Linked DNA regions of Homo sapiens: region 1 is linked to region 2. The links are chromatin loops, found by intact Hi-C in ENCODE. Cell type or tissue: adrenal gland. All regions are shown on one strand. Links, peaks and the distances in the headings refer to the core of each region. The heading gives the core; the rest is flanking DNA. Region 1 has its middle 13 kb from the start of DCUN1D4. Region 2 holds the start of LRRC66 (leucine rich repeat containing 66).

What was found. Hi-C counts contacts between places; a loop is a spot of excess contacts. Peaks named below come from ENCODE experiments on the same cell type or tissue, not always from the same donor. Only the 100,000 strongest peaks of a DNase experiment are listed, where the experiment ranks them.
Region 1: a loop joins it to region 2, with 10 times the contacts of the local background. A loop is called at or near these places in 37 of 110 quality-filtered maps.

What each region holds. Positions count from the first base shown.
Region 1 is chr4:51,825,064-51,835,314 of GRCh38, reverse strand. It overlaps a transcript of DCUN1D4 not described here. Among named protein-coding and RNA genes, the nearest start is that of DCUN1D4, 13 kb to the left of the region's middle. In adrenal gland, for the core only: a CTCF peak has its summit at 3,983; a DNase peak (open chromatin) is centred at 4,004.
Region 2 is chr4:52,017,086-52,027,297 of GRCh38, reverse strand. It overlaps LRRC66 (leucine rich repeat containing 66), which reads left to right and starts at 6,935. Exons shown (of 5, transcript NM_001024611.3): 1 at 6,935-6,994; 2 at 9,680-10,180. The coding sequence starts at 9,685. SGCB (sarcoglycan beta) reads left to right here. Exons shown (of 6, transcript NM_000232.5): 6 at 3,138-6,592. The coding sequence ends at 3,341. In adrenal gland, for the core only: a CTCF peak has its summit at 1,124 (motif pointing right); no DNase peak of the experiment used is centred there.

The DNA.
Region 1 (10,251 bases), core at 1,570-9,569, 190 kb after region 2:
ACTTTATGGGTGAAAACACTGAAGCACAGAGAGGTAAAGTAACTTTCTCAAAGACACACAGCTAGTAAGTGATGGAAGTCAGAGAATGAAATCCTAGCAGATGAGCTTCAGATTGGTATTTTTACTCACTGTGCTATGTTGCCTCTTTGATAACATTTTACAGAGGGCTGCTTGCCCACCCGCTACCTGCATCCCCAACACAGATTCCAAATTCTTTAATGTGAAAGCTGTGCTTTTTTTCCTAGCATCAGTAAACACCTAGCATAGTCTTTGGAGTCCAAGGCAAATCTCCTGTATTCTCTCTGCCCACCATTACAGGCAACATGAAACACAGTTTCCCCAATATCAGGGTATGGGCCTTTATTCTTTTCCTTGATAAGCAGATTAGAGGATCTGGAAACAGGACCACAAGTTGGCATATGTAAGAGTAGGTCCCTAAGTAGCAGAGTGTAGTTACAAGCAATGCGACTTTAAAGGATTGCCATTGTGCATGGATCAGACGTGCGTCATTTGCTCCCATTCTCCCACATCCTCTTTGGGAGCCTCTGCTCCCCTTTCCAGCTTCCTGTCCCGGGTGCCCAGGGCCTCTGACCATGGCTCTTGGTGGGTGGCCCTCCTGGACAGACTGCTCCCATTTTCGGGACAAGGCCCATTCTCAGCGAGTAAAGGCAAACCTCACTCTTTGTTCCCTAAACTTGTGAATAGGCTGAAGAAGATTAAAAAGAGCTTGAACAACATCCTTGAGGAAAGCCGTGGAGAAGGAGCCTGAAGACTCAGAAGGAGAATAGACTAGTGCCAAGATTATTCTATTTTAATGATCTAGGGAAGGGTATAGGGCCAGTCGGGTGTGTAAAAGCCTCATGTCCTTTCAGCATCATGAAATGGAGATGCTTCTTTCTTCCCTGCCTCCCTGAAGCACTCTCAGTTTGTGCTACTGGAGCACAAACTACCACCCCCAAAACCCCCAGCACACATACGAAGTATAGACCCCAAGGGAATCAGCCTAATTCAGACACCCTAGACATGTTTGTATTTAGGACCTATTTTGATTAACTTGCCCTTATCAAAACTTGCTTTTCCAACGTCTCATTCCCTCAGATCCTTGTGGATGATTGGCTTGCTGTTCTCGGTTAGGGGAGAAATATAGATGAGTTAAGATATTACCCCTTGCAAACAGATTTACAGCAAAAAAAAAAAAAAGAAAAAAAAAAGAAAGAAGAAAAGAAAAGAGAGAGAGAGAGAGAGAGAGAGAGAGAGAGAGAGAGAGAGAGAAAGACTCCTAACAAACAAATGGCTCAACACCAAAACCTAAAATACTTCCCCAAGCCAGGCTCCCACTCTGCAAAATCTCCCCCCTTCTACTCTTGGTATACAAATCCTCATCCACCTTGATGCCACAGCTTAAAGCTCACCTCCATTAAGCCTTCCTTGACTGAGGCTCCCCACAGTCATGTCTTTTTCCGCTTACTGCCTCCAGCACTAGAACAGAATTTTGCAGGAGAACCAGAACCAGAACCAGAACAAAAGGGAATGGAATCTTGGGGCTAGATAATCTCAGAGGTGAGCTCAGCACATTCTCCCCTTTCACAGGTGAGGAAAGGAAGACACAGAAGTGGCCAGCCTGTGGGCATCAGTGGGCTGTTTGGGGGACATCTGGAGTTGTTTCTGTTTAGCCCTCCTGTCTTTGGCTGAGAAGGACTCCTTCATCTATTGGGAAACTGTTTACTCCACCATTTATGCAACAAAGTTTTAATAGGGGTTGCCAGTCAGGGAGACTCCCACTCCCAGAGAGCATGTGATCTCAGCTGGACCAATGAACATCCTTCCCTGGAATTCTAAAAATTAGAATTAAGGAGAAGCAGCCTTCTCTGGCTGTGAGCTCATAGCTACCAGTAACCATGGCTCCCACCTCATAGAAAAAGCTAGTCTAAGAGAAATAGGCAGAAACACTCATTTCCTTGCATATTCATTTCATTCATGAAACAACCATTATTTATCCAGGGCCTTCAATGTGTCAGACACTGTCCTGGGCTCTAGGCATTATACATTGAGCAAGAATGGACCCAGTTGCTGCCCTCATGGGGCTTGCCTTAAATAATCATGTAAGCAAAGTAAAACTACCATTTTAACAAGTAGTGAGATGAAAAAGTGCACAGATTTTTTTGAGAGCTATGGAATCTGGCTCAGTTGCTGTATACAGTTGTGCAATTTGTGCACTGCACAAAACAGCATGAGCCAAGGGGCCAAGTGGGCTGAAATGTCATACTCTGCTCATCAAGCCAAGAGCCCTGGCGAGAAGCTGTGTTTGCTCAGAAAAAGGGGCACTCTGTTTTTCACATACTGGCACTGTCTAGCCAAAGGGATCACCTTTTTCTAATTTGCCCCAAACACTTGAGTGGAACAGCCAGGAATCTGGGTGTGATCCAGTCAGGGAGTTGAGTGGTAGGAGGGGGAGGCTTCACTGAGGAGGTGACTGGAATCACATGAACAATGAGCAAAAGATAAACTAAGTTGGAGGAAAGAGCTTTCCAGACACAGGGAACAGCCTATGCAATGGCCTTGTCTTGATGATGACTTTCTAGCCCCTGGTTTCAATCACTCCCAAGGCCTGGCCAATTCTCTGGCCTTCCAGGGCATTGGTCTCATGGCAATCCATCCCCCTCTGTAGTTCAAGTTAGGTTTCTGTCCGTTGAAACCAGGAAAGTCACAGCTCATAGAGCAAAACTTGTCCAACTCTCTTTCCTCCCAAGTCCAGGGAGCCTCCATTATCTCTACCAGACCCCTTCCTTCCATGATAGAAACTTCTACTCTGTATGACTTGCTCTCCTTTAGGGCAAGAACTCTATTGTTGATGATTTAGCACTGTCTCTAGCAGATAATAGAAGCTCAATAAACATTTCACAAATCAAGATTTGACAAATTCTTTGCTAGTAGTCATTTCATCCACCATGGCTGGACGATGTGGTGAAGTACTGAGGGATAGGTTGGCTTTTCTGTACTTCTCTCATCACCCTCCAAATTCATCCACAGGTTTCTACTGGTACTATTTCTATACGCAGTCTCGGGCTTATACTTATGTTAGTAGATGACTCTGATTTGAGTCTGATGACTCTAGAATTTGTCTATGGATAGCTAGAGTGGTTGATTTCATGAGGAAAAGAGTCTGCAGCTTTTATTCTGTCTCAGTATGTTGAGTGCCAGTGGGCCACCTTTAGGTTAAGGTGTTTTCCAGATCTGAAAGTCTATTGCTGAATGTTAAAGATGACTTTCACTCTGTGCTTAATATCCACTAGGGCCCTGTCTAGAGGTGTCAGGCAACTTGAAATCCTCTGTGGTTTTGTCATCCAACAACAGTCTGCTTTCCCATTGGTCTCTGTATTATTCTTAGATTAAAGGCAATCACTCTTTGCGGCATATCCTTCCCCTGCAACTCCAGGGCCTGAAGAATTTCAGCTTCTTATCGCATCTCATGCTGTTGCTGCTGCTGCCACCACCATTGCTATTAGTTTTGTTAAAGAAGCTGGTGTTTGAAGCTTTTTGTTAAAAAGGCTGGTATTTGAGCTGGTGTTTGAGACTCATGTCCCTTTTTAATAAGCCGGACTCTATTGGCTGAGACCCAGGCTGACCTACAGAGGCTGCTGAATAAACCGATATTTGGGCATAAGAATCATAGAATTAGGTTGCTATTCTTCCCAGAATCTTGGGACCCAAGGGTTTCGAGAGTATCTTTCATTCTTTTCACAATTCATCTCATAAGAGGATAAACATGAAGACAATGCTTCCATCAGATTCTGTTCACACTTTCTCCCCCAAGACTATAGAACCAGCAAATCTATTGAAACCGGGTGGTGGGGGTTGCAAAAAGATGGTACACCTACATTTTGCAATGAAATAGCCAAGGTTTGATCTTGGCTCTTCCACCCAACAGAGGACATTGTTATATGGCCTTTCCAGGCAAGATTTTCTGTCTCTAAAATGGCCCAATGGCGCCACCTGCCTCACAGGCCTGTTGTGGGGACTCAAACAGACAATGCATAATGCGAAAGACAGGATAATGGCAAAGGAGACTGTAGATGTGATTAAGGACCCTGAGCTGGGGAGGTTATCCTGGATTCTCACTGTGGGCCTCATGCAATCACAAGTGTCCTTAGAAGTGAAGGAAGGAATCAGAGAAGAAGATGTGATAAAGTCAGAGTAAGGCGATTGCTGGAAGGAGCCAGGAGCCAAGAGCCAAGGAACGTGGTGACCTCTAGAAACTGAACAGGGCAAGGAAACAGATTTCCCCTAGAGCCTCCAGAAGGAACACAGCCCTGACAACACCTGGATTTAATCCCATGAGAGCCATTTTGGGGTTCTGATTCAAGAACTGTAAGACAATGAATATGTGCTGTTTTGAGCCACTAAAATTTGCGGTAATTTGTTATAGCAGTCATAAGAAATTAATACGGCATGTAAAACACTTATTCAGGTACCTGATAAAATTTCATAAGTTGTTGTGGCTTTCACTATTATTTTTGTTTCCTTTAGTCAGATCACTTTTGTTATAAATGATAAAAGTTCAACCTGTATAGCTTAGGTAAAAAAGGAGTAATCAAAACAAAGCAAAACAGGTATGCTAATAGAAGAAAACTTATTTATTGAGCACTGGCCCTGACATTGAGAGAGGGGCCCCAGTGGCTTGCCTGGGATCATGTAAAACAAAAAGCAGATACTCTTGCCCAGGACTTTTCACTTTTACAACGTGGTGCAAAGGTACAAGAGTGTATTAGAGATCGTCACTTGACTCCAGCAAAGTTGAGAGTCTAACAGCAACACAGAGAATTCAGAAGCAGCAGAGTCCAGCATTATGCAGGAAGTGTCTGGAGCACTGGCCTGGTGCCAGTGGCAGCATCCTAAGTGACCCATCTCTGTGGCAGGACTTAAATTATGCTCTAAACTGCTTGGTTCTTGCATAAGCTAGGGTTTTCAAACTTTCCATGCTTTCTATGAACTCCCCAGTGCTCTCCCACTAAATGAATCATCTGTATAAGTTAACCAGAGTCACTTTTGTTGTGTGCAACCAAGAATCTTGCCAAGTTCAGCAGACACAATCTAGTCTCAGGGTCAACTTGATCTAGGAACCGGAACACAAAGGGATTCCTCTCACTGTCTTGTTTCCACTTCTATGTATGTTTTGACTTGTTTTGGTTGTGATGGTGGTTTTGAGTTTTTTTGTGTGTGTGGTTTCACACACTTCTCATTTTGGTAAGGATATATTATCTTGCAGTTTAGGGTCACTCTTTAAAATGTGTGATCTCAGGATCTTGATTGGCAGGGCTTAAATCATGTGCGTATATCTAAGCCTATGGCACAGCAGGGGATGGAATAGAATTGGCCAGGACTGAATCATATAACTTCTTCTGGGGCCATTGGGTACTATGATTGGGAGCCCCAAAGGAACAACATAAAGTTAGTAAAGAAGGGGCAGTACTCCAAAGAAGGCATGAGGCTGTTTCCAGAAGAATAGAGGAAAGAAATGCTAAGCAGGAAATTTTTTTAAAGATGTCACTTTGTAATTGTTATTGTTATTTTATGACAATGCATTCATTTGTTTTAACAATACTTGTTGAGCACTTGCTATGTACCAAGCACTGTGCTAGACTCTAGGGATACAGCAATTAGCAAAACAGATAAAAAGTCATGTATAGAAATTCAAGGAACCCTGAAAAGGCAAAACAATATTGAAAAATAACAACAAATTTGGAAGCTCACACTTTCAGATTTTAAAACTTACTACAAATCTACAGTAATCAAGATGACGTGTTACTAGCATAATGATAGACATGTAGATCAATAAGATAAGACTCAGAGCACAGAAATAAAAATGTAAGCATTTATGGTTGATTGATTTTTGACAAGGCTGCCAAAACAATTCATCAGAGAAAGAATAGTCTTTTCAATAACCAGTGCTGGGACAACTGGATATCCACAGGCAAAAGGATAAATTTGCCTTGCTACCTCACACCATATACAAAAAATAACTCAAAATGGATCATTGACTTCAGTGTACGAGCTAAAACTGTAAATAAAGGCTTATAAGAAAACGTAGGCATACATTTTTTTGTGAACTTGGAATAGGCAATGGTTTCTTAGATATAATACCAAAAGCACAAGTGACACAAAATATACAGATAAACCGAACTTCATCAAAATTAAAAACTTTTGTGCTTCTAAGGACACCATGAGGAAAGTAAAAAGGCCATGCACAGAATGAGAGAAAATGTTTGCAAATCATATATCTTGCAAGGTATTGGTATTATGAACATATAAAGAACTCTCACACCTCAACTTTAGAAAGACAACTAGCTCAATTTCAAAATGGGCAAAGGACCTGAATAAACACTTCTCCAAAAAATATACACAAATGTCCAATAAGCATATGAAAAGTTTCCCAGTATCTTACTTATTAGGAAAGTGCAATTCAAAACCTCAGTGGGACACCCTTTCATACTTACTAGGATGGCTCTAATCAAAAGACAAATGATAACAGGTCTTGGCAAAAGTGTTACAGGCCAACACATCTGGGAGAAATTGGAACCCTTATACACTGCTAGTGAAAATGTAAAATGATAAAGCAGCTTTAGAAAGCAATTTTTCAAAAGATCAAAAAAGACAAGGCCGTTACATGATGACAAAGAGTTCAATTCAACAAGAAGATATAACTATACAAAATATATATTCACCCAACTCAGGAGTACTGAGATTCATAAAGCAAGTTCTTAGAAACCTACAAAAAGACTAAGACTCCCACACAACAGTAGTAGAAGACTTCAATACCCCATAGACAATATTAGACAACTCATCATGACAGAAAATTAACAAGGATATTCAGGACCTGAACTCAGCACTGGATCAAATGGACCCTGATAGACATCGACAGAACTCTCCACCCAAAAGCAATAGAATATGAATTCTTCTCTCAGTCACATGGCTCATACTCTAAAATTAATCACATAATTGGGCAGAAAACATTTCTCAGCAAATGCAAAAGAATTGAAATAATAACTACTATTTGAGACCACAGTGCAATGAAATTAGAAATCAAGACTAAGAAATTCATTCAAAACCATATAATTACATGGAAATTGAATAACATGCTCCTGAATAACTTCTGAGTAAATAATGGAATTAAGACAGAAATCAAGAAGTTCTTTGAAACTATGAGCACAAAGCTACAACATACCAGAATCTCTGGGACACATGTAAGGCAGTGTTACAAGGAAAATTTATAGCACTAAATGCCCACATCAAAAAGCTTAAAAGATCTCAAGTTGAAAACCTAACATCACAACTGAAAGAGCTAGAGAACCAAGAGCAAACAAATTCCAAAACTGGCAGAAGAAAAGAATGAACCAAAATCAGAGCTGAACTGAAGGAGATTGAGAAACGGAAAACCATTCAAAAGATCAGTGAATCCAGGAGCTGGTTTTTTGAAAGAAATTAATAAACTAGACCACTAGCTAGACTAATAAAGAAGAAAAGAGAGAAGGTTCAGATAAACACAATCAGAAACAATAAGGGGGATATTACCACTGACCCCACAGAAATACAAACAACCATTAGAGAATATTATGAAGATCTCTATGCACATAAACTAGAAAAATCTAGAAGAAATTGATAAATTCCTGGCACATAGACCCTCCCAAGACTGAACCAGGAAGAAATTGAATCCCTGGACAGACCAGTAATGAGCTCTGAAATTGGGTCAGTAATAAATAGCCTACCAACGAATAAAAGCCCATAACCAGACAGATTCACAGCTGAATTCTACCATATTTACAAAGAAGAGCTGGTATCATTCTTTCTAAATCTATTCCAAAAAATTGAGCAGGAAAAACTCTTCCCTAACCCATTCTATGAGGCTAGCATCATCCTGATACCAAAACCTGGCTGAAACACAACAAAAAAGAAAACTTCTGACCAATATTCTTGATGAAGATCGATGCAAAAATCCTCAACAAAATACTGGCAGGCTGAATCCAGCAGCGCATCATAAAACTTACCCACCATCATCAAGTAGGCTTCATCTCCAGGATGCAAGAATGGTTCAACATACATTAATCAGTAAATGTGATTCATCACATAAACAGAACTAAAGACAAAAACCAATGATTATCTCAATGGATGCAGAAAAGGCTTTCAATAAAATTCAACACCTTTCAGGGTAGAAACTCTCAATTAACTAGGTATCGAAGGAACATACCTCAAAATAATAAGAGCCATCTATGCAAACCCACAGCCAATATCATATTGAATGGACAAACGCTGGAAACATTCCTCTTGAAGCCCAGCATAAGATGGGGATGCCCTCTCTCGCCATTCCTATTCAACACAGTATTAGAAGTCCTGGCCAAGGAAATCAGGCAAGGGAAAGAAATAAATGGCATCCAAATAGAAACAGAGGAAGTCAGATTATCCCTATTTGCAGATGACATAACTGTATATCTAGAAAACCCCATGGTCTCAGCCCAAAAGCTCCTTAAGCTGATAAAGAACTTCAGCAAAGTCCCAGCATGCAAAATCATTGTGCAAAAACCTCAAGCATTCCTACATATCAACAACAGTCAAGCTGAGATCCAACTCTGAAATGCAATCCTATTCACAACTGCCACACAAAAGTAAAATACCTAGGAATACAGCTAACTAGAGAGGTGAAGGATCTCTACGATGAGAATTACAAAATACTGCTCAAAGAAATCAGAGATTACATAAACAAATGGAAAAACATTCCAAGCTCATGAATGGGAAGAATCAATATCACTAAAATGGCCATACTACCCAAAGCAATTTATAGATTCAATACCATTCCTATTAAATTACCATTGACATTCTTCACAGAAGTAGAAAAAAACTATAATATTTTTAAATTCATATGGAACTAAAAAAGAGCCTGAGTAGCCAAGGAAATTCACACAAAAAGAACAAAGCTGGAATTATCACACTACCTGACTTCAAACTATGCGACAGGCCTACAGTAACCAAAATATTATGGTAGTGGTACAAAAACAGACACATAGACCAAGGGAACAGAATAGAGAACACAGAAATAAGGTTGCATACCTACAACTATCTGATTTTCAACAAAAATAAGCAATGAGGGGAGGATTCTCTATTCAATACATGGTGCTGGGGTAACTAGCTAGCCATATGCAGAGGATTGAAATTTGACCCCTTCCTTACACCATATACAAAAATTAACACAAGATGGATTAAAGACTTAAATGTAAAACCCAAACTATAAAAACTCTGGAACATAACCTAGGCAATACTATTCTGAACCTAAGAATGGGAAAAGATTTCTTGACAAAGACACCAAAAGCAATGCAACACAAGAAAAAATTGACAAGTGGGATCTAATTAAACTACATAACTTCTGCACAGCAAAGGCAGTGATCAACAGAGTGAACAGACAACCTACAGAATGGGAGAAAACATTTGCAAACTGTGCATCTGACAAAGGTCTAATATACAGCATCTATAAAGATCTTAAATTTACAAGGAAAAGAAAAACAAACAAACCCATTAAAAAGTGGGCAAAGGACATAAATAGACACTTTGAAAGAAGACATACACGTGGCCAATAATAATATGAAAAAAAGCTCAACGTTACTGATCACTGGAGAAAGGCAAATCAAAACCACGATGAGATACCATCTCACCCCAGTCATAATAGTTACTATTAAAAGTTAAAAAATAACAGATGCTGGCAAGGTTGTGGAGAAAAAGGAATGCTTATACACTCTTCGTGGGAGTGTGAGTTACTTCAACCATTGTGAAGACAGTGTGGCAATTCCTCAAATACCTAGAAACAGAAATATCATTCAACCCAGCAATCCCATGACTGGGTATATACCCAAAGGAATTTAAGTCGTTCTATCATAAAGACACCTGTGTGTGTACATTCATTGCAGCACTATTCACAATAGCAAAGACATGGAATCAACCATAAATGCTCATCGATGGTAGACTGGATAAAAAAAATGTGGTACATATACACATGGAATACTGTGCAGCCATAAAAGAAGAATGAGATCATGTCTTTTGCAGGGACAGGGATGGAACTGGAGGCCATTATCCTTAGCGAACTAACGCAGGAACAGAAAACCAAAGTCCACATCTTCCCACTTAGAAGTGGGAGCTAAATGATGAGAACACATGGACACATAGAAGGGAACAATATATATTGGGGCCTATCAAAGGGTAGAGGGTAGG
Region 2 (10,212 bases), core at 1-8,000:
GTGCCATAAGTCCAAAAACTTTTTAATGTCTCACAATTCTGGTCAAAGTATACTTATTCAAAATGCCTTTGGGTACCTGCAATATGCTATTTAATTAAAGCGAATTAAATTTGTCTTACCAAGTATTACATGACAAAAGTGAACTTAAACGTAGGGACTTATCATTCTTTCTTATTAAAAAAAATTTCAATTTCATAGTTCCTGGGAAAAATACTTTTTAAAAGTAGTTGTTTTACTTTTATAAGCAGTTTTTCCCCCAGAACACATAATCCCATCTCTAAATAATAAAGATGGACATAAAATGTAATTCTTGCCAGAAACTCAGTTGCCTACAGAGTTAATTTGTATGTATATTGTGGTGTAAGAAGCCATTCTTCTAAGAACACTGTTGAAGAATAGCCACAGTACAACTGCTGTTCTCAGCAGTAGAAAGTCACAGAAGCAAGAGATTTGTTTAGAGACCATTAGCAACTTACCAAACCTTTTATTTTTTTCTACCTGCCACTTCTTGTCCCATTCTACCTTGTAGTTAATATGACAAATATTTAAATACTTTGAAATATACATATACACATATCAGTTTCTCTACTGTTAAAGGAAAATAACCTAGTATTAAAAAGATAATTAGCTTTATAACTTCGTTAATATCAGTGGTTAGTTCTAAAGTGTATAAGCCAATCATTAGAAATAATTTTATCAATTAAACTGCTTTTTTGAAAAAGCTGTTTAAGAAGCAATTTAGGCCGGGCGCGATGACTTACGCCTGTAATCTCAGCACTTTAGGAAGCCAAGGCGGGTGGATCACAAGGTCAGGAATTCGAGACCAGCCTGGCCAACATGGCGAAACCCCGTCTCTACTAAAAATACAAAAATTACCTGGGCGTGGTGGCGGGCGCCTGTAATCCCAGCTACCCGGGAGGCTGAGGCAGGAGAATCGCTTGAAACCAGGAGGCAGAGATTGCAGTGAACCCAGATCGCGCCACTGCACTCCAGCCTGGGAGACAGAGCAAAACTCCGTCTCAAAAAAAAAAAAAAAAAAAAAAAAAACCAACAACAAAAAACAATTTAAAGAAAGTAAAATTAAATGACCACAAGATGGCAGCATTGGAACAAATTGGAAAACTAGTCACTTAAGAATTACTGTCTATTCCATATACTACCACTGCATAATCAGTTAACCATCTCCATTATTTATAACCAATTTTCTCTCTTTGCTTTAAATACCCTCTGTAAGCCGATGCCTCCCAAATTTGGAATTGTGCTTTAACCTCTCCTCTGAACTAAGAGTTACATATCTAGCTGCCTGCTTAACATTATCCATTTTGATATCTGATAGGCATCTCACATTTAACAATTGAAAAGTTAGATTCTCCATCCCCACAAGCATGCATTTCTTTCAGTATTCTTGTACCATTAAATGACACCCATCAGTCCATAGCAAAGCCTTCTGGCTCTACCTTCAGAAGATACAGAGTCTTGCTGTTTCTCACCACCTCGGCCATCACCACCCTGATGTAAACTGCCATCATTCCCTGCCTGGATGGTTGGAACAGCCTCCTGGCTGATCTTCTTACTTCCAAGTATTCACTCCCATAGTCTGTTTTCTACCCAACAGCCAGAGTGGCCATTTTAAAAAGATCAAGTCATTTCTGTATTCAGAATCCTCCAAATGCTTCCCGTATAATTTGGAATAAAATCTAAAGTCTATTCCCTGCCTACATGTCTGATCCTCAGTTATTTCTTTGACTCATCTCCTACTGGTTGTTCCCTTCACCCTCCGTGCTTCTTCCACACTGGCCTCATAGCTGTCCCTGGAATCCAGGCACATCTTCACCTCGGGGCCTTTGCAGACACTGTTACCTCTGCTTTGAGTACCCTTCCCCAGTTACCTAGACAGCTTCCTCCCTCACTTCCTCTAGTTTCTGTTGGAATGTGTGACCTTATCAAACCACAGGTGGTCCTTCCTGAGCACCCTGTGTAAAACTCAGTCCCCATCTGCTCACTCTCTACTTATCCTGCTTTATTTCTCCTCATAGCATTTATCCCACCTGATGTCTTATGTGTTTTACTGTTCATTTTTTTTATTGTCTCCCCCTACCCCATTAAAACATCAACTCAATAAGAACTTGGGCTTTGCCTGTTTTACTTACTGCTGTATTCCCCAGCACCTAGAATAGTGTCTGGCATACAGCAGGCACTCAGTAATTATTTGTTGAGTGAATGAAAAGAAGAAAGGAGGAAAGGGAGAAAGCAAGAGAGTCCTAAGAGTCACTAAAAAGAAGGATTTTAAGGAACTACAATAAGAGAATGTTTCTGGAACAGTGGGCGTGAAGAACCTCCAGACTAGAGTGCCTGGTCTTCAAATTATATGGTTTGAATCTTCATTTGCAGTGTTGCAAAAACATTGGAAATTAAAATTAATTCCCTCTAGGAGGAAAAGTCTTTTTTTTTTTTTTTTTTTTTTTTTTTTGAGACAGTGTCTCGCTCAGTCACCCAGGCTGGAGTGCAGCGGTGTGATCTCTGCTCACTGCAAGCTCCGCCTCCCGGGTTCACGCCATTCTCCTTCCTCAGCCTCCCAAGTAGCTGGGACTACAGGTGCCCACCACCACGTCCCGCTAAGTTTTTGTATTTTTAGTAGAGACGAGGTTTCACCGTGTTAGCCAGGATGGTCTCGATCTCCTGAACTTGTGATCCGCCCACCTCGGCCTCCCAAAGTGCTGGGATTACAGGCATGAGCCACCGCGCTTGGCCAGGAAAAGTCTTTTTGTACTCATGATCACAAACTTACCAATCAGTACCTTTGTTATAGTTCTCTTAGGACTTACAAATGAAAATGATCTGAAACTTTATCAACATCAATTTTATTATGAACTTAGGAATTCTGATGTAATTTTAACTAACAATAGAGGAATTATGTTGCAGATTTATTTACATATGTTATGGATATATGAAGTGAAGAAGTCACTCATTGAATCCTGATATTTTGTTTTTTATTGTTGCTGTTGTTGTTTTGTTTGTGACTTTACTCTTTCTTACTGCTTGCTTTTCTCATTGATATTTCAGGAAGTTTTGTTTACTGACTTTGTTCTGTACCCCCTCATGGAGGTAAATAAATCATATTACTATTCTCCTAATAGGAAAACAGTATCATCCTAAATGGATCTGTGATGGTCAGCACCACCCGCCTACCCAGTTCCTCCAGTGGAGACCAGTTGGGTAGTGGTGACTGGGTACGCTACAAGCTCTGCATGTGTGCTGATGGGACGCTCTTCAAGGTGCAAGTAACCAGCCAGAACATGGGCTGCCAAATCTCAGACAACCCCTGTGGAAACACTCATTAAAAGAACCCCAGAGGTCACCAACATGTTTATATCTTGACTTGACTTTTTTATGCATGCAAATCATTGTTTTTACAGAGTTTGTGATAACTCATAATTATTTTAATGGCAGAGCACTGCTGTATCTGTTTTATGGTCTACATAGTTAAAATCTTCTCAGAGAGCCTAAATTCTAATACATTTTATTAATTTATACTAATCTTCATATTTACTGTTCTCTAAAATAATTATGAGAAGCAAATAAAATCAAAAGTCATGTTTAAAGACGTGTTTTTAAAATTCCACTATCCCTTTTCTAAAGGTTAAAGGTCTGAAGCAGCTGTTTAGATTCACTGTAAGTAAACTTTGGTAACTCTAATGGGGATAGACCCACTTAAGATATTTAAAAAGGTATGGCATCAGCGTTTCATGCTCTGCCTTTTAGCTTCTAAAAGGAAAGATGCAGATTTCTAGTGCATTAAGCCTGAGCCATATTCTCACATGCAAGTGAAGTCATTAAAGAACTTTACATATGTGAGATAGAAACAATGGTTCCTTAGTTTTGCACTGGGAAGAAAATATTTTGTAAAAGAATGTTTATTTGAAATAATGATAACTATCAATTGTTCACAATGTGGTGGAAATTAAAACACCATCTCAGCTTTAACTTTTAAATAATAATGATAACTATCTTTATTGAGCATCTTCTACATCCTAGGCATTGTCCTAGGCATTGCATGTTTATATCCCCAATTCTCACCACAACCCTGCAAGTAGGTGGTATTATCCAAGTTTTACCCATTAAGAAACTGAAGATCAGAGAAGTTAAGAAACTTGCTCAACATCATATAGTAAGTAGCAGAGTTGGGATTGGAATTCAGGCATGACTCAAACCTGGATGTACTTGATTCCAAATGCCATGTTGTTTTCACTCTCTGCACTGACTTTTTAATTATTTAAAACTCTAGAAAGATGAACAAAGGTTAATTTAAACTTACCTAAGAAGATGAGAATCAAACAAAACAGATATGCTTACTCTAGTTAAAAAGAAAATAAATCTCATGTCAGACCCAGAAAGGACCAATCACTGTCCGATTGTAAGCTATGTTGGGCCAATTCCAAAATATTATACGATGGAGAGGTCAAATTTACCTACTTCTGAGTTACCTCAGTTTCCCAACAATGGACCTTGGCACACTGGAGTAACAATACATAACAGAGTTGCCAAGATATTTATACCCTCAGCACTCGGGGCAACACAGTGGAAAGTGGGGAGGCCATAGACCCAAACAAGTTCTTTGGGCCAGGCATGGCCTAGTAAGTACACCATGCCTCGAAAATAAGTCCAGAAGCACTGGACTAAAGAGTGCTAATGCAGGAAATAATACACATAATTTTTAGGTAAGGATAATAATTTATCTCTGCTCCTAATATTACTATCCCATTGTAATTATTTATAACCCTCAAGCCAGTTGATTTTTAATATATTTGATTGGAAAAGAACTCTCTGGTATTATTAAGACTCACACAGAATCAGGGACAGGGCCCCCAAAGGAGTTTGCTGTAAAATAGGCAGTAGAGTTGTGGCATGGGCCCAACCCTGCATTCAAGTGTAACAGCATTCTGTCAGGGTCACTTTGAATTGTGCACATAAGAAAACCAATACAAAAAACAATTTGTATTCAATATTGTCACATTTCTCTCTGGTAGAAAAATCAAATACCTTAGAGATTATGAAGTCATTAATTTATACTGAAATTGGATTGACTTACTACCTAACACTGAGCGCTGTTTTTAAATGAAAAGAATGAGATTTATAACCACTTGAGTGTTATTGCAGTGATATTTGAACTCATTTGAATATATTCAGTATCATTTAATGTCTGAATTCAGAAAAAAATGCCGAAATTTTTATTCAGATGGTCCATAAATTAAATTGCATATTCATTACTTATCTGCTCTATTTAGATTTATTTTAAAAGTTTATTTAAGTAAATATTTTTATAAAAACCAGAAAACACTGTATTACAAAATATTATTTATTAAATGTAGTTCAGGAAATAATCTATTTTTACTCTTTTTTGGGAAATACTTGTGTTTTTGATACATCTCCATGAAGTTCTTTTGAGAGGAGAGGCTATTTTGATGTTTTTATACAACTGAAGGTTAACAGCCATAGCATTTTATGATACTTTACAGGTAGTCCTGGCTTTTTCCCTGAAACATAAGCTTGGAAAATCTATTAGAAAGCAGAACAGGGCAAACTCTCCATTTTACTTATGGCTTTTCTAATTTTTAATTAATTAATTTATTTTTTTGAGACAGAGTCTTGTTCTGTCGCCAGGCTGGAGTGCAGTGGCACAATCTCGGCTCTCGGCTCACTGCAACCTCTGCCTCCCAGGTTCAAGCGATTCTCCTGCCTCAGCCTCCCGAGTACCTGGGACTACAGGCATGTGCCACAGTTCCCGGCTAATTTTTGTATTTTTAGTAGAGACGGGGTTTCACCATGTTGGCCAGGATGGTCTCAATCTCTTGACCTCGTGATCTGCCTGCCTTGGCCTCCCAAAGTGCTGGGATTACAGGTGTGAGCCACCACGCCTGGCCGGCTTATTTTTATCCACAGTAAATCTTCAGCAACTCATTGTCTCCACCAGATAGTATTTTTCTGTAAATGAAATGCTGACTTCGCCTCTTCCTGCTGTATGCTCATCCCTGCACTGAGCACAGATATGACAAGCAGTAGCCATGGGGGAGGTGGGTGACAAAGATAGGACCCCGGGAGGGGGCGCAGGTACATGCTAGTTTCAATTACCACAGTATTCTAGAGACGGGTTGCAATGACAAGGGGGGCAAATGAAATCAATGCAAGATTTCTTAATAATGGGCAGACAGAAAAATGTAAAACCACACAAAACGGACTGCTGATAATATTTTAAAATATACTTATTTGTCTTCTTTTTGCATTGTGAAAAAAACAAAATAAATTTTGTGTGATAATTTTGATGATGAAAGGTGGAAGTTCTACCTAGATTTGAATGAGTGTTTTTTTAAGGGAATGAGAATGTCATGGTGCTAAACCTGACAAATAAGAGATCATTGAAATGCTGAAAATTTTAACAGTCTTCTTAAAAGTATTGAGGGGGCAAAAATTACCAATTATGGTATACAAAAATAAGCCTATAAATGTGTTTCACATTGCTAACTTGAGTTTCAGTTGATTCAGTTTGTAATAACTAGTAATGAGCTTCTGTTTACAATAAAAATTCTGTAAATTGTTTGCTGTTAATTTTTTAAGGGTTATATATTAACTGTTTTCTACTTAGTCATGCGAACGTGATGAATTTAAATATGGCTTGAGAATGGGACGCTGTCAGTATTTATGTAATCTCTCTGGACTCCTAGAACTCAAAGTTAGAAAGTTGTACATTCCAAGTTTTGAATGCCCTCCTCTCTGTGCATTGCAGAAGGCCTCTCTCCAGTGGTGCTTCCCTGGTGTCCTAGGGGAAAGTGCACACTGTCACCATGGCAGGAGGCCAAAGCCGGAGATGAAAGGGTGAGGGCTGGCCACTGGGCAGCCTTGATGGCAGGTTGGGTGGAGCCTCAAAGGTTCAGGTCTTAAATCCCTACCTGGCTTGATCCAGATATCCACCCATTTGATAACCACTTAGGATACGAAGGTATGTCTTAGAGGCATTATTACTTTCCAGGTCTTGTCCTTACCCGAAATAGCCTCTGTTGCTTTTTTCCTTCAGTTTTGCCACCCTTTCTTTTATGTATAAATGAACTCTTCATTTCCTTTCTATAATACTTTGTTTTTTTGTGCTGCCTTCTTCCTATCTTTCACTTGCTGACTCACAAATGTACACACCCAGTATTTCTAACTGCTTCCTCCTACTTCAGCTTGACTATTTCCATTTTGAAATTTACATTTTGCCTAATTGTTTCCAGTTTTCTAAGCAACTTTTTCTGGAGTTCTGAGTGGTTCCTTACCTAATACATATAAATTTATAAATAGTATGATTTTTTTAACAAATTAATACCTTTCACTTTAAGATATAAGATTCCTTGTCTAGCTGTTTTGAACTCAAACCTAACATGTATAAATCTCTTCAGCTTAAAAAGAACCAGGGCAATTTTAATTCATGTCCCCTTAAGAAAAAGTATTTTTCAACCATGTCTTTCTCTTCAGCACTACAAAGTAATGTACCTGTGAATGGTGACTATATTTTTTTGTTGCTGATTTTGTTACATTAGCTTGGTGCACCATTGTATATATAATGATCTCAGCTTTGAACGTAGAAAAAATATCTTTGTTCCTGGGCAAATCAATTCAATTTCTAGTATTGCATAAGAAGCACACTGTAAAAATAAATCACTCCTCCATGCTGTAGGCTACCTTTGCTGTTCATGGCCATGTGTACCTGAATTTAAATGCCCTTGAAAATATGGGAGGATTGACCTTGTATGAAACAAAAGTTTTAAAGTTACATTGTAAATTTCATTCACTTCACTCCATGCATTCATTTACACACAAACAACATAACCCAGTGACAGACTGCAGACTATTAAAAATGTAAAACATTGGATAGATAGATAGATAGATAATGTTCCTTTTTTTTTTGGGAGTTCAGAACAGATACAAAGCAAAACAATAGCAACGCTGAATGTTACTAATGTGTATCAATTCCTTCAGTGTTTACTGAAAGATTTCTGTAAGAATAAAGACAAATTTGGAGGCTAAAGCAGGAAAAATGACCAGGCCATAAGATGTGAGATGAATCTGGAAGGATACACAAGACTGTGGCTGGCCGGGTGTGGTGGCTCACGCCTGTAATCCCAGCACTTTGGGAGGCCAAGGTGGGCGGGTCACCTGAGGTCAGGAGTTCGAGACCAGCCTGACCAACATGGAGAAACCTCATCTCTACTAAAAATACAAATTAGTGAGTTGTAGTGGCACATGCCTGTAATCCCAGCTACTCGGGAGGCTGAGGCAGGAGAATTGCTTGAACCCGGGAGGCGGAGGTTGTGGTGAGCTGACATGGCGCTCTTGCACTCCAGCCTGGGTAACAAGAGCGAAACTCCATCTTAAGACTGTGGCTAAGAGGAAAAGGCATTGAACTTGGAACTGGGAATGAACTGAAAGTGAATTTCAGTATGCGATATGCATAGATCATTCTTTGCAGAAGCCACATCTTGTAGTGGCTCCACATGAACTTATCAAGCTAGGTCATTAAGTTTACCTAGATAACACAGGCTTTGAATACCAACCTGAGGGATTTGGACTATAGGCAATAAGGAGCCCTTTGAGGATTTCAAATGAAGGAATAATATAGGAAATACGTTATTGTAGGAAAATAATCCTTTGGAGTCACCTAGGATGGATCACAAAGAAGGAAAGTCAAGAGGCAGAGGCAAGAAAGTCAGTTAAGCCATTTTAGTATTTCAGACTGCAGTGATGAAAACTAAACTGAGTGCCATTAGAACAGAAAGGAAGGGACAATTTCTTGGAAACTCATATACTCAATAATGTGATTATTTGTACACACAGTGGCTTTTAAGTGGAATTTAGTTTAAAACAAATCACAAAAATTACCCATTTTTAAACTTATTTTTGTGATACATTCAGCCATTGTAATTTGTACACACTTCTTTTTAAAAACTTTGAATTTTTTCTCAAAAATGTTTGGTACAAAAGATACTCAATGTTTCTGTATCGTATTACATCTTCATGGCTTGGAGCCAGAACATGTATTTGATAACACATTATGTTGTATGTATCTAAATGATTTCATAATGATTTGAAAAGTCACACAAGCCACACAGCAAAACTTGTATTTCTTCTAGTCATGAAAAGTAAGAGCCTCTTTTGTGAGTTAAACTTTTTACTCATAGAGTTATGGAGGGTCACGGTTTAGTGTAACTGGTTGTCATTTATGTAATAAACTACATGGTTGATTACTATGTTGTAGATAAGCATAATAGACTTTGCTCTGTATTAATGGCCTGCAAAGAAACAGGGAAGTCTTTAATCTTGGTAAGGTTTCATTCATCCCAAAGCACACTGTGGAGTGAAAACTACTGGAAAAGCAGATGCAGAGGTGAGGCCTAACTGAATATGTATTTTCTGAAAAATCAGGGGAGTCCTTTCTTTAAAATGTGACATAAATGTAATTTTATACTATGGCTATTTCATTTTGGTAGCTACATTTTCATGCCCCAGTAAGAAATCAAACATTCGCTTAAATTGGCAACCAAGACAAGATAACTTTCCGAAATCTTAAATTGAAAATTAAATTTGCTGCTTATTGCTGTTAGTTTTTATATATTATTGTGAATAAGTCAATTCATTTTCCTTTTTCCAGGCATTATGAAAAACCTCTATTTCAGAGTCATTACCATAGTTATAGGTCTTTATTTTACTGGAATAATGACAAATGCATCAAGAAAAAGCAATATTTTATTCAATTCTGAATGCCAATGGAATGAATATATTCTGACAAATTGTTCTTTTACCGGAAAGTGTGATATACCTGTGGACATATCACAGACAGCAGCCACTGTGGATGTAAGTTTCAATTTCTTTAGAGTTCTCTTACAGTCTCACACGAAAAAAGAAGAGTGGAAAATAAAACATCTGGACCTCAGTAACAATCTCATATCAAAAATAACCTTAAGCCCTTTTGCATATTTACATGCTTTGGAAGTGTTAAACCTCAGCAACAATGCCATCCACTCCCTCTCATTGGATCTACTCAGTCCTAAGTCCTCATGGGTGAAACGCCACAGAAGCAGCTTCAGAAACAGGTTTCCATTGCTGAAGGTGCTCATTCTTCAAAGAAATAAACTCAGTGACACTCCCAAGGGTGAGTACAATTTTAACTAGGCAGAGAAACAA